Linked DNA regions of Homo sapiens: all the other regions are linked to region 1. Evidence: read pairs that join two places in POLR2A ChIA-PET (ENCODE). Cell type or tissue: GM12878. All regions are shown on one strand.

What was found. Peaks named below come from ENCODE experiments on the same cell type or tissue, not always from the same donor. Only the 100,000 strongest peaks of a DNase experiment are listed, where the experiment ranks them.
Region 2: POLR2A ChIA-PET joins it to region 1 with 8 read pairs; 2 of 35 experiments call an interaction of 5 or more read pairs at or near these places.
Region 3: POLR2A ChIA-PET joins it to region 1 with 5 read pairs; 1 of 35 experiments calls an interaction of 5 or more read pairs at or near these places.

What each region holds. Positions count from the first base shown.
Region 1 is chr17:70,207,311-70,211,310 of GRCh38, reverse strand. No RefSeq gene overlaps it. Among named protein-coding and RNA genes, the nearest start is that of KCNJ2, 40 kb to the right of the region's middle. In GM12878, no CTCF peak of the experiment used is centred here; DNase peaks (open chromatin) are centred at 1,940 and 3,030.
Region 2 is chr17:70,343,325-70,347,324 of GRCh38, reverse strand. No RefSeq gene overlaps it. Among named protein-coding and RNA genes, the nearest start is that of KCNJ2, 180 kb to the right of the region's middle. In GM12878, no CTCF peak of the experiment used is centred here; no DNase peak of the experiment used is centred here.
Region 3 is chr17:70,306,953-70,310,952 of GRCh38, reverse strand. No RefSeq gene overlaps it. Among named protein-coding and RNA genes, the nearest start is that of KCNJ2, 140 kb to the right of the region's middle. In GM12878, no CTCF peak of the experiment used is centred here; a DNase peak (open chromatin) is centred at 2,141.

The sequences.
Region 1 (4,000 bases):
CCACGCCTGGCTAATTTTTGTATTTTTAGTAGAGACGAGGTTTCACCATGTTGGCCAGGCTGGTCTCGAACTCCTGACCTCTTGATCCACCCACCTCAGCCTCCCAAAGTGCTGCGATTACAGTCGTGAGCCACCGAGCCCAGCCGGAAATAAATTTTCTTATACGGAAATCCGGTTCCTTGAATTTTTCTCCCATTAATTTTAATGTAGTGCCTCAGGGTTTATATAAATAAATAAAACCAATCTTGTACATGGTGCATTTGGTTATTAACATGCCCCTGGTGCAACTTTTTTGTTTTGGTTCTGCTCTAGGATATCCTCAAACTTAAATACAAAGAGAGAGAGAGAGTGTGTCAGAGGCAAATGGGGAGAGACAGAGAGAGAGAGAGAGAGAGAGACAGTGAGAGAGAGGAGGAGAGAAAGAAAAGGAATAAAGAGAGAGAAGAAGAGAAGCAGGAAGGGAAGAAGAGGGAGAGGAGAGGCTTTCTATTTTACTATTCTCTTATGTTTTCTAGATATGTCTACATTCTTTAAATATCCTTCCATTGACATGATCCCTTCATTATTCTGTTCAGTTTTTTTCTGACGGTATTTTAATTTTTTGCTGCACCTCTTGGAGATGTTACCCTGTACAAGAGAATTACCCTGTACAGAAACAATTTTCCCAGGTGTTCTAAAGTGTTTAAAAATAACTGTGGAGCATGGCCAAGAGCCTGAGAAGGGAGTAATCAGTTGTCAAATCTGGTCATTGTTGTCCTAGCTGTAGAAGTGTTTCTTTTCCAGTCTCTTTGTGCATGGTCATTTTTTCTCTTTAAACGTAAATTATTAAATTTGTTTGCCATGAAAGTTTAATGGGAAATTACATAAAAATTTGTTGTTTGTTTGCAGGGAGGGAGAGATTTTTTTCTTTTAATGTTAGGAACAAGAGCTCCCAGAATGGTGAGGTGTTGAAATGCATATAAGTAAGTAGGTAATGTGGATAAAGTTTGATCGATAGGTTTGCGCATGTGTTTAAAATAAAGAGAAATAGCAAAGTTCTTGGATAACTTATTATGTCAATTTAGTAGTCAGGAAAATTCCAAGAATGATGTAAAAGAAGTGTGAAGAAACTTTAATTTCTGCTATTTAAGGGGGTAATTTATGTCAAAAATTGTTTTAATTTATTAGAATACAGAACATTGCAGAGATATGAAATTAGGCAATGTTAAATTATCAGATTCCCACATACAAGGGAAATGAGGTGATATTATACTTCCTAAGTAGTTTTTGCACTCAATAATTACTGCTCAGTTAAAATGCAAAGTTTAAAATGATATTAAAGTACAATCTAATTTTTTAAACATTATTATTAATAATTTTATGATAATATTTATGTGTATATAGATTCAAAATCAGAGTCATACACCACACTTTTAGGTTACAGTTTTTAGAAGCTGTTTATAGAGGACTTTTCTAGTCCATGCTAGGTTTTTCTGTAATGTTTAAATAGCATATAATGAATGCACTGTATAACACTTGTGTAATCTGAAGAAAATAAAACAGCTAATACATTAAGTGCATGATTAGTCTAGATTTGTAAAACAATGATTTTTTTTCATTAAACTTAGTATTTATCAAAGGAATAATAATCTAAATTCTGAACTATATTATTACATACAGTCCAAATCTCTTAACCATTAAGCTAAGTTAAGCACCAAGGTGCTTAACTATGAAGTGCTGCTATTCCATCAGAGAATAAACACATCCCCAAAGACCATGGCTTGTGTGTAGCCTCAATATTTGGAACCGATTTAGCCACATCAAAGCCAATTTGTTCAGAAAGAAAAACGTTACCCCCCAAGCTGTGGACTTTCAACTCTTGAGCTCTGCCCCAGGAAATACCCTGGGCAACCGAAAGATATAAGGACACCTGGTCTCCAAGCAACCTGAGTTCCATTTAGCTTGTAGCTTCATAAAGCTTAATGAGAACTGGCTATCTCCTCCACGTTGGGAGAGACTAGGTTCAATGAGAACAGGGTGTTCTGGTTTTTGCACTATGTGAATGAAGAGATTGTAAAGCTGTGTGACTCTGAGCAGCTGCCTGAATCAAGCATTGTGGTTCAAAGGAAACTTCTGGTTACCACATTCTGTGGCTATATGGTTTAATGAAGAATAAACCTTAGAAGGCTGATATCCTACTAACTCCTTTGAAGCATTTTCATTAGTCTGAAATTCTACTGATGCGTGTGCCCTGATGACTGTCATTTATTTCAGGGGCATAGCAGAGTGCTGAAGTTGGCAAGGCCATGGATTCAAGAGCTGCGCTGTCTAGCTTCAAGTCCTGGCCTGTGTGAAACCTTAAGCAAGTTACTGAAACTCTCTACAACTAAGTTTTCTTCCTCTATTAGGTGGGAATACTAATAGTACTTATTTCATGAGTTTCCATGAAGATTAAATGAGTTGATCTTTGTAAAACACTTACAACAGAACCTTGAATATAAGTACTATATCAGTGTTTGTTAAATTTAAACAATTACTCATCGTAACTGTTCCAGGCATTGCTGTGTATCCTGAATATCGGGCGCCATTTCTCAGTTTTCAAATAGTGCTATTTTTTAAATTTAGAAAATGTTCTGTGGGGGTGCAAATGAAGAGCCAATTCATTCTACTCAAGGAAGTAAGGAAAATGATTTCAGTAGAGCTAGCATGAATTTCCCAGCATGAATGAAAGGTAAGGGAGGGGCCTTCAGTCAGAACAATCAACATATACAAATGCAGGGACACATGAAAGCACCCATTATAGTTGAAGAAATAGAAAAAATGTTGGAGCACAAACAGAACGGAGGTGAGTGAAGGTGGATTAGTGATAACTTTTGGGATTTATTATGTGGTGATGAGCAGACGCTGAAGGTTTTGTTAAGTAGGAGAGTGGCAGCAGCAGATTTATGTTAAAGAAAATAAAGCTGGCAGCCACAGGGGGAAAATGTGCTGGTTGGAGCAGGGCAGGAGGCAGAAAGAACCTGGAGGAAGTGGCTAAGGTGAGATATGAGAGTCTCTATTCAGACAGTGACAGTGGGAGTGAAGGCAGTGAAGATTCTTGAGATGATTTGGACGTGAAGCTGATAAAATGTAATGACTGGGTGTCGAGGCAGAAGGAAGAATTAAGAATGAATTACAGTTTTAATAGACAATCTGGGAGTCTCCACAAACCACTGCAGTCTTCTTCTGTAGACTCCCAGGTTTTTCATTAAAACAGGAATTCATCTTCAAAGTCATGTTCATACTTTCAGGTACCACCCTTAAAAGACTAACTGTAGATTAACATCATTTCCCTAGACAAGAACAAATTTTGCTCAGTGGCTTCAGCTCTTCTTAAAATATGTCCCATATTTGTAACTACCTCTTTGCCTTTGCCTAATTGCACTGTGGCTTTGTCTTCCTTCCTTGCTATATATCGTATATTACTATGCTTCTGTTGGTTGAAAAGCAGTCCACAGCTTTAATAAATCATTTAGTGCTCTGATTACAAAATTGAGAGTTTCAGACAGAGAATAAATATTAATTGCATATCACTGAGGACACCCTAAGTCTTTATTTATTTCCAATAATGGTAGCATGTGAATCATTATAAAATCTGTAAAATACATACAGTTTTAATGAAGAGCATAGAATTATTCATGACCCCTTTTTCCAGAGATTAGCACTGTCAACATTTTGCTATATTTTTAGAAGAATCTCACACAAACACACACTCACACATAATATATTGTATCTGATATTATATTTTAATAATTTTAATTATAGAACTAACTCAGATCTGTTTTCTCTTTTTGCTCATATGAAGAATTGTGAGGACATTTGAATTGTGTTTATGTACCAGACTACAAAGTACAGAGTCTAAGACTGGTGAAATCATATCCTAAATATAGTTGTCTTGTGAGAGGGCTGGAATAAATAACTGCATTGTAGCTCTGCCCTATAACTCTTCTTGGAAGCTCTGTGTTTAAAGAGTAAAAAAGGC
Region 2 (4,000 bases), 140 kb before region 1:
AACAGTAGCAAAGCTAATATAAATGTATGTTTTCCTAATGGCTCAAAGTGCTTAATGCTTCATTTCTTTTGATTTATTCTTCTTTATATCAGATACTGTACTATGACTCTTCACAGAAAGAAAAATTGTATTTGTTTTGTCCAAAAGGTCATTTCCCAATTAGCAAGTTAAAAACAAAAACAAACAAAAATAAGGCCTAGAGAGCTTCTTACATTGGTCGAAGTCACATAGCCAATTACAGATAATGAAAGGGTATGGATAAACTCTATTTGGCTCTAAAAGCTGTTTGTACTTTTCCTACTATTGTCTTAAGAAGACGTGCTGTCTTAAGATGCACATGCCATAGGGAAGAATCAATATCATCATTATGATAAAATTTACTAAGACATTTCTCTGTTCTAGGCACCGTTTTAAATGCTTACACACACTAACTTATTTAAATCCAACCACAACTGAAATAGAATAGTATATATATCTTGGACATGATAGAAATAAGGCACAGAGAATAACTTGTCTAAGGTCACATACCTGAACTACAGCTGAGACGGAGTAAAATTTCAACAGGTGACATAGGAAGCGGCAGTTTGGCTATTTGCAATTAGCAATAAAGACTGAAGCTAAACCCCTGGGGTTAAAATCAAGGCTCTACCCCTTACAGCTGGGTTACCATAGGGCCACTAATTAAGCACTCTACACTTCAATTTTCTCATCTATAAAAACAGGCATAATAATAGTACCCACTTCACTAATGGATTTGTGAAGTTAATATTAGAAGTGTGTAGAACAGTGGTTAGCACTAGCCCTTAATAAAACAATAACAGCATCCACACCATCTACTAACCCTTGGAAGCACATGCCCAAAATACTGCTACTCTTCAGGACTGGATTGTGGGTATGTCTCATTTGTAACAGTGTAGTCCCTAAAGACAGAGGGCAAGACCTTTAGAAAACGTTCTTCAGCACAAAGACTTCTCAATTATACTTGATGCTGTCCCCATGCAAATGTAATCTCTTCTGCCCTCAAAGATCTGTGGAGAAATACTAAAAATTCTTTTCTACCCCACCCTCATTATTTATAGAGGGTGTGTGTGTGTGTATGTGTTTTCTCAGCCTCACCATTACTAACATTCGGCGTCAGATCATTCTTTATTATGGTGGGTAGGGGGGCGGATTTCCTGTGCATGGTAGAATATTTACGGAGTTACTGATGAACAACACTAGCTTTTGTACAAATCAGTTATTGCAGAAGAGTGAAGCTTGATGGATGTAATACTGATTCACATCCCTCTAGGGTCATTAAGCATCGTTTTGATGGATGGACTGTTTCCAAAAAATTACATTTTTACTCAGATACAGGGAATCCATTGGTCTTTACCCACTTAGATACCAGTAGCACAGATTTTTTCCCTCCAATTGTGACAATCAATCCAAAATGCCTCTAGATGCTACCAAATAACCCTCTGTTGGACAGAGTGCCCCCCACACTGTTAAGAACTACTGCTCTATACCAAAGACCAAGTCCCTTCTCTGCTTGTGATCCATGAGTCATCTAGTATGTTCTGGAAGGGACATCCACCCAGACTCTTCAGGTTGCCATTATGTTTAAGTTACCTATGTATTTGCCAGTAGGGTCCAGCCCAGTAACTGGCATACAGCAGGTACTCAGGAGGCATTGGTTGAATGTTAAATATTGGAATTGTGTTAATTATACAGCAGAATTAAAATGTGGTCATGTTGATATTAAATTAGATAGAGCATATTTATGTTCCATGCCCAATCTTTGAAATCAAAGGTCAGATTAAACACACCAACCTCTTAACATTAAACAAAGTGGGTTCTTTACAACAAGGGCAAAAATGACTTCTGTTTACAGTAGGGACAGGCCTCTTAGGTGGCTTCAGTTACTTATGAAGATTATCATCCACCCATCCCAGAGTTCGGAGAGGTGTACTTAAATTTCATTCCTAAGCCATCACATCACTTCCCACTATTAGGAGCAGGAAAGCACCTGTCCATTAGAACAGCAGTCAAGATTTCTAAACAGAATAGTAGAGAGGGCAGTGAGGGAAATTAGTTTCACTATTTGCCACATAGGTGTATTTCTGTCCTGGAGACTTGAGCTCAGAGCAGCTAGACTACTATAGTATTTAATCCAACCCATTTTTTTTTTCTTGAGTTACGAATTTTACTGATTCTGCTAACTGCTTAAACAGGAATAAATTGGTGGGAGATGATTGGTACATACATTGTAATATCATTATACTTTACACTTGTGAATACTATTCTCTCCCATTCTTGGAGTGATTGGCTGAATTATCATAAAGAATTAAGCCAAACCCTCCCTTCTCTTCCACTTAAGAATTGTATGACACTTTTGACTCAGAAAATCACTATCACTTGATCAATCTTTGAAGAGGCAGAGGGAAGAGGGAGAGAGGCATCACATTTGTTATCATGAGTCACACTTGATGTGAGCTCTGCTCTTTTTCAGCAGTTAAGAAATTGGTACTTTTTTCTTTTTTTAAAGAAAACAGGCTGAAACATTCGCTGCTTTTGAAAGGTAATTTAGCACTGTCAAGCTTATGACATGTCAGAATTCAGCGTAGGAATTTTGTTTATTTAATCCAAAATCAGAATGTCAAGCACATTTTGGAGAAATAATAACAGGAAGAGTCCCTGTCTCTAGAAAGAGAGCTGCCAAACTTTGAAGCAATTTACGTAAACATTGTAATCAGCTCTTGCAAAAAATTTCCACCTTACAAAGCTAGTTGTTACGAACTTGCTCTATCGTAAAAATGTTTTCAGGGAAAGTGAAACTGGAACTGAAAAGTTCAAAAAGTGATGATCTAAGAAATAAAAACCCACTCTAGAAGAGTCTTTATATTGGATTCTCTTTGATAGGCATAAGGGAAAAAAATCGTACTTTCAAATTTTTTTTCCAAGGATTCAGTATGCTGAAAAATCAAAACACTTAGTAAACAGTGTAATTCCTCTGGTGCTAGAACTCAAAGAATTACAGTAATGTTTTTCAAAAGAGTATATACTGAATAAGGGAACCCACAAAAAATCCATAGAACTTGCATTGTACATTTTGATTAGAAACTAAATCTTTTAAACAGATAAGTTCCAGTTATTTAACTAGTCATGTCGGCGCCCAAGTCGCACCATCTTGTAGGCAAAGTAAACACCTTTCACATTTAATTTTGTAAAATAAACATTCTTCTATGGCTTTAGAGTTGCAAACAGATTTGGGTCTAGTTGGAAATTCAAAGTGAAATATCATACTGTCACTGTGCTTCAGTGTTAAAAGAGAAATTAAAATAATGTTGGAAAAGACTAGCCAGAGGGAAAATAATTTCTTGGCGCCATACTGCCTTCTCTTTCTCCACACCAAATCCCACCCAAAAGCCACATGACATTCACTGTCCTCTATGCCTCTCTCTGATTGTCTCAAGGAGCCCTTTTAGTGTGGCTCCCCAGCCAACTCTCCCCTTTCCAGAGAGCTCTTCTTGTTTTAGATCCATCCCTCCTTCCTTTTTATCTTTCCTCATCCCAATTATTGTGACCCAGGATCCCAAAGCAATGCTTGATAAGTTGATGAATGAATTCTAAATTATCCAACAATTACTTAGGCATTTACATAACAAGCATTTATGAAGTACAACTAATAATAGCTTTTGGGTTATCTTTTTTATGGGTGTTTGCTCTTTACTCAAAGACTTTTGGAAATCCTAGTACCTTAAATATTCATTGTACAGCCTGGTGAATAAGAGGGGGCTTGAGTATGAATTCTGGTTTACCTGTGCTAACTCTGTGACTTTGGACACATCATAGGTATTTCTGTGCCGCATTTTCCTTATCAGCGAAATGAGATAACAATGATATGGATGTTCTTATAGGGCTGTTTTGAGGACTCGTTAAGATAAATCACATAAGTTATTCATAATAGCAACTGACGTATAATATACACAAATCAGCATTACTTATTCTTCATAATATG
Region 3 (4,000 bases), 100 kb before region 1:
TTTGCACTAATTTACTGCTCCAGGCCATTATGACTTCTTTTTCTTTAGAATCCCATTGTACTTCTTTAACCTTGCTTCATCTGCTCTCTCGCATTTGATGATTAATAATAGAGGACAAAAAATATATATTTTTTAAATACCCAGGTTTCTCATTATCAGCCACAGCGCATCAATATGAAAATCTCTTTAAAGGCAAGAAAAAATGCTTTCAACAGGAACAAGTGGACCTCGAAGCGCACGTCTCTGCCATATCGGTCGTTATCACTACAACCAGCCATGCTTCCATCTCTTTCATATTACCAAATGTAGTGCTGACAGAGAGGTGGGAGAAACTTAACCTTTTGGCAAACAGTAGATAGATATGAAAATAGAACCAAGCAAATATATCCAGTTCCCCATAACCTCTCCTCAAAGGACCTCACTAAAGTTGATATCACCTTGGCTCCCATGACAACCCCGACAAAGATAAATAGGTGTCAAATATGCATTTGCTCCTAAGGCCTCTGGGAATTGCTACCGAACACAAATGTGAAATTCAGGCTGAATTAATCTCCTGATACGCCACTTAAAGAAAAAGCCACAGAATGTGGGCTTGCCAACCTCAGCAGCCGCTAGTCATGCTTCTGTAGGGCTGTCAGCACTCTCTAAAAAAGTAGGTTGATAAAATTAAGCAAGCAGTTTCTGCTGGCATTTTCACACCCCATGAAACACATGTTCTGTTTATAATGCAAACATGACTTCAGAGTTATGGGATCTTTTAAGGATTTATGCTGATTAAAAGATTTCTGATCTCAGGCTTATGGTCTCAAAATGTAAAACTTGGTTGAGCCTACAGCAAGCAAGCTCGGGCTTTTCTCTGAAGAGAAGTTTAGACAAATATCTAGCAAATTTGAGCCACGAAGTTAATCCTTCTACAAAAAGCAGTACTTTCCTTTGCCCTTCGAACACTCTAAAATAAATTTCTGGTCCCCGACTTAACATAGGTGCAACAATCAAATTCTGTTTAGTAGGGGTATTGTCTGCTGTGGAGAGAAAAAGAGCCTAAAGTGGAAGCTATTTTGGGGGTCACTTTTGCTTTTATATAATGTGATGATACCAAATAAAAACAAAAGTATTGTACCTAAGACAAATTCCACCAAATGTATGTATTAGTTACACTCAGTGTAGTACAGTAATTAAGAGTTAAGCTTTAAAATCTGATGGTCTGGCCAGGCATGGTGGCTTACATCTGTAATCCCAGCACTTTGGGAGGCCGAGGCGGGTGGATCACGAGGTCAGGAGATCAAGACCATTCTGGCTAACACGGTGAAACCCCATCTCTACTAAAAATACAAAAAATTAGCCGGGTGTGGTGGCGGGCGCTTGTAGTCCCAGCTACTCGGGAGGCTGAAGCAGCAGAATGGCGTGAACCCAGAAGGCAGAGCTTGCAGTGAGCCGAGATCGTGCCACTGCACTCCAGCCTGGGTGACAGAGCGAGACTCTGTCTCAAAAAAAAAAATAAAATCTGATGGCCTTTATCTGTTGGTCTTATTTTTATCTGGTTTAAAATGGGGACAACAATAGTAGTATATGCTTCACTGAGTACATATGAAGATTAAAGGAAATCATATCTAAAAAGCAAAGCTCACAGCACAAGATGAGACACATATTGCATAGTCCATATATAATAATAAAATATATGCTATATGAATGTAGAATAAAGCAGTCAGTAGGACTCAAGACTTCTAGCATATATTTATTGCACATATTCTGTATCCTGCATGGTAAAATTACTGTCAGGATGGAGAAACTCTAAGGAAAGGAGAGAAAGTTGTAGGTTCACAGAAGATGATAGGTTCTGCAGAAGAACCAATAGTGTAGCAGAGAGATTGCTAAGATTCAATATTCTGTTTTCTCCATGTCTCTGAATGTCAGTACTTTTCTCTCCAGAAAGGAAAAAAGCTGAGAAAATGGTTATATTCATGTTAAATAGAGCTCAGAACAGAAAGAGCTTATAACCTCTTCCTTTGGCCAATAGAGTTAATTCAAATTTTTCCTCCTCCTCTCTTGCTGTTTTAGGTACTAACCCAAAGTCTCAAAATGATACTCTGACTGTCTCCTTGCAGTGTCCTCTGATAGCAAAATGTCAAGTAAAGGGAATAGACATAGGCCAGAAACCTTGGGGGTGAGCCTAGCTGTGCAGCTTATTAGCGCATGACACAAAACCCTCTGATCCACAGCTTCCTCACTGAGCGTGGAGGTTTAGCTGACTTGTGGCTGTTCACATCCAGGCACTTGGCTATCTAAGTACAAAAGAAATTGTTCTTGCTGTATTTTATTATTTTTCCTTTCCAGAAAAGTTATATTTATAAATGTCATAGTACATAGCTGAAAAATGACTGAAAAACTAACCTGAAATTGTGTAGGCTATAATCTCAGGCTGCTTTGAGCTTTTGTTTTAGAGAATTCTGGAGGGCCAGGCTCTGTATTTTTTTTTTAATTTTCACATAATTTGTTCAGAAAAGCACAAGGTGAAAATGCCTCAATCTTGGACAAAGCTGTCCTACTTTCATATAAAAAAGGGAATATTAAAATGTGACAATTGTGATTATTGAGAGAGTTTAGTATAGCTGTGTCCTCGGTCGAAAACACTCCTGTTAAAATCATTGTTTTTTCCATCCAACCTCATAGGTTCTTAGGAAGTCATAGGCAATGGGAATGACTCTTGAAGGTCATTTTTCTTAAATCAACCATACCTTCTCTGTTCACCTTCTATCTAACTCCCCTGTCTTGCTTTCTCTTTAAACTTTACATGACTGAAATGGAATGAATCAACCTACTCTGAAAGCCCATTTCCCAGTCCCCAGTGGGCTCTATTTGAACTTTATTACTTTTAAAGTATACATCATGCTTCCAGTAACATGAAAAGAAAATGACCTCAGAGTGGCAGCCTCTGAGTTTAAAAGATTTGGACTCTAGAGCAGAAAATCTCTTGTTATGCTCCTCAACTGAAAAGGCTGCAAAGCCTCAATGTATGTTGAAGAGTTTTTATTCTCCTGTAAGAAAAAAAAAAAAATAGAGGATGTTTATATCTTTGCTGAAATCCTAAAAAGACCCAGGTAGAAAAGTTTCCATTCCAAGTCTCTGTTCCTGTTGTGTCATTTTAAGTAGAATAAATGAACAGGATCTGATCACAGTCTTGTGAATGTGAAATAACTCTTGAGTGATGGGAAACAGCACAACCACCCCCTTCTGTCTGCATCACTAGTCTCCAGGGGTACCCTGGAACACTGCCCATGGATCATCATTCTTCCCTTCCCATCCCTACGGTTGCTTTGCAATGAGGCTGATACATGGAGCTCAGGCATTTGTGGCACTCGGCCTCCAAAGCATTCTGGACTGGGCTGGGGGTGAAGAAGGTGATTCAGAGCCAAAGCACGGCTCTGCTGCCAGAGGTCCAGTACTGATGGCTGCTGCCTGGGTTTGCCTAGTAAGGGCTGCAGTCTCATTTCAACAGTAAAAATATTAGGGAGGAAGAGAGGTTGAAGTTCCTAAACCTACCCTCATAAACCATCACCTCTGACTGTCTACCCTTCAGTCCTGCTGAGTGGATTTGGGTGCTTCTCACTGACCCCATTCATGTTCTAAATAAGCAAATGGATGCTTGGTTTAGAAAGATCAGGTTGTATGGAAGTGAACTGATCTAACTTAATTGTTGTGAGGAGAAGGCCTGACATCTGTGGGCAGGGAGTAGGGTCTCTATGAAAAGTGCCCATTTCTGAAATCAGTTACCTAAAGAACAAGCCAAGTATCTGTCAGTCTTAAATGGGGAGGGTACCTCTGTGGGAGGTGAGAGGAAGCTTCAGCGTCTCTCTCAGCTGGGCTAAGGAGCACCTAGGCATCTAAGATTGTGCCCTGGATATCACATATTAAATATGGGATTCAGCACACAGAACAGTGGTTCTTTTTGGGGTCATAAGTCTCAACTATGGGGGCTCTACCTAGAAAAAAATGCATGTAA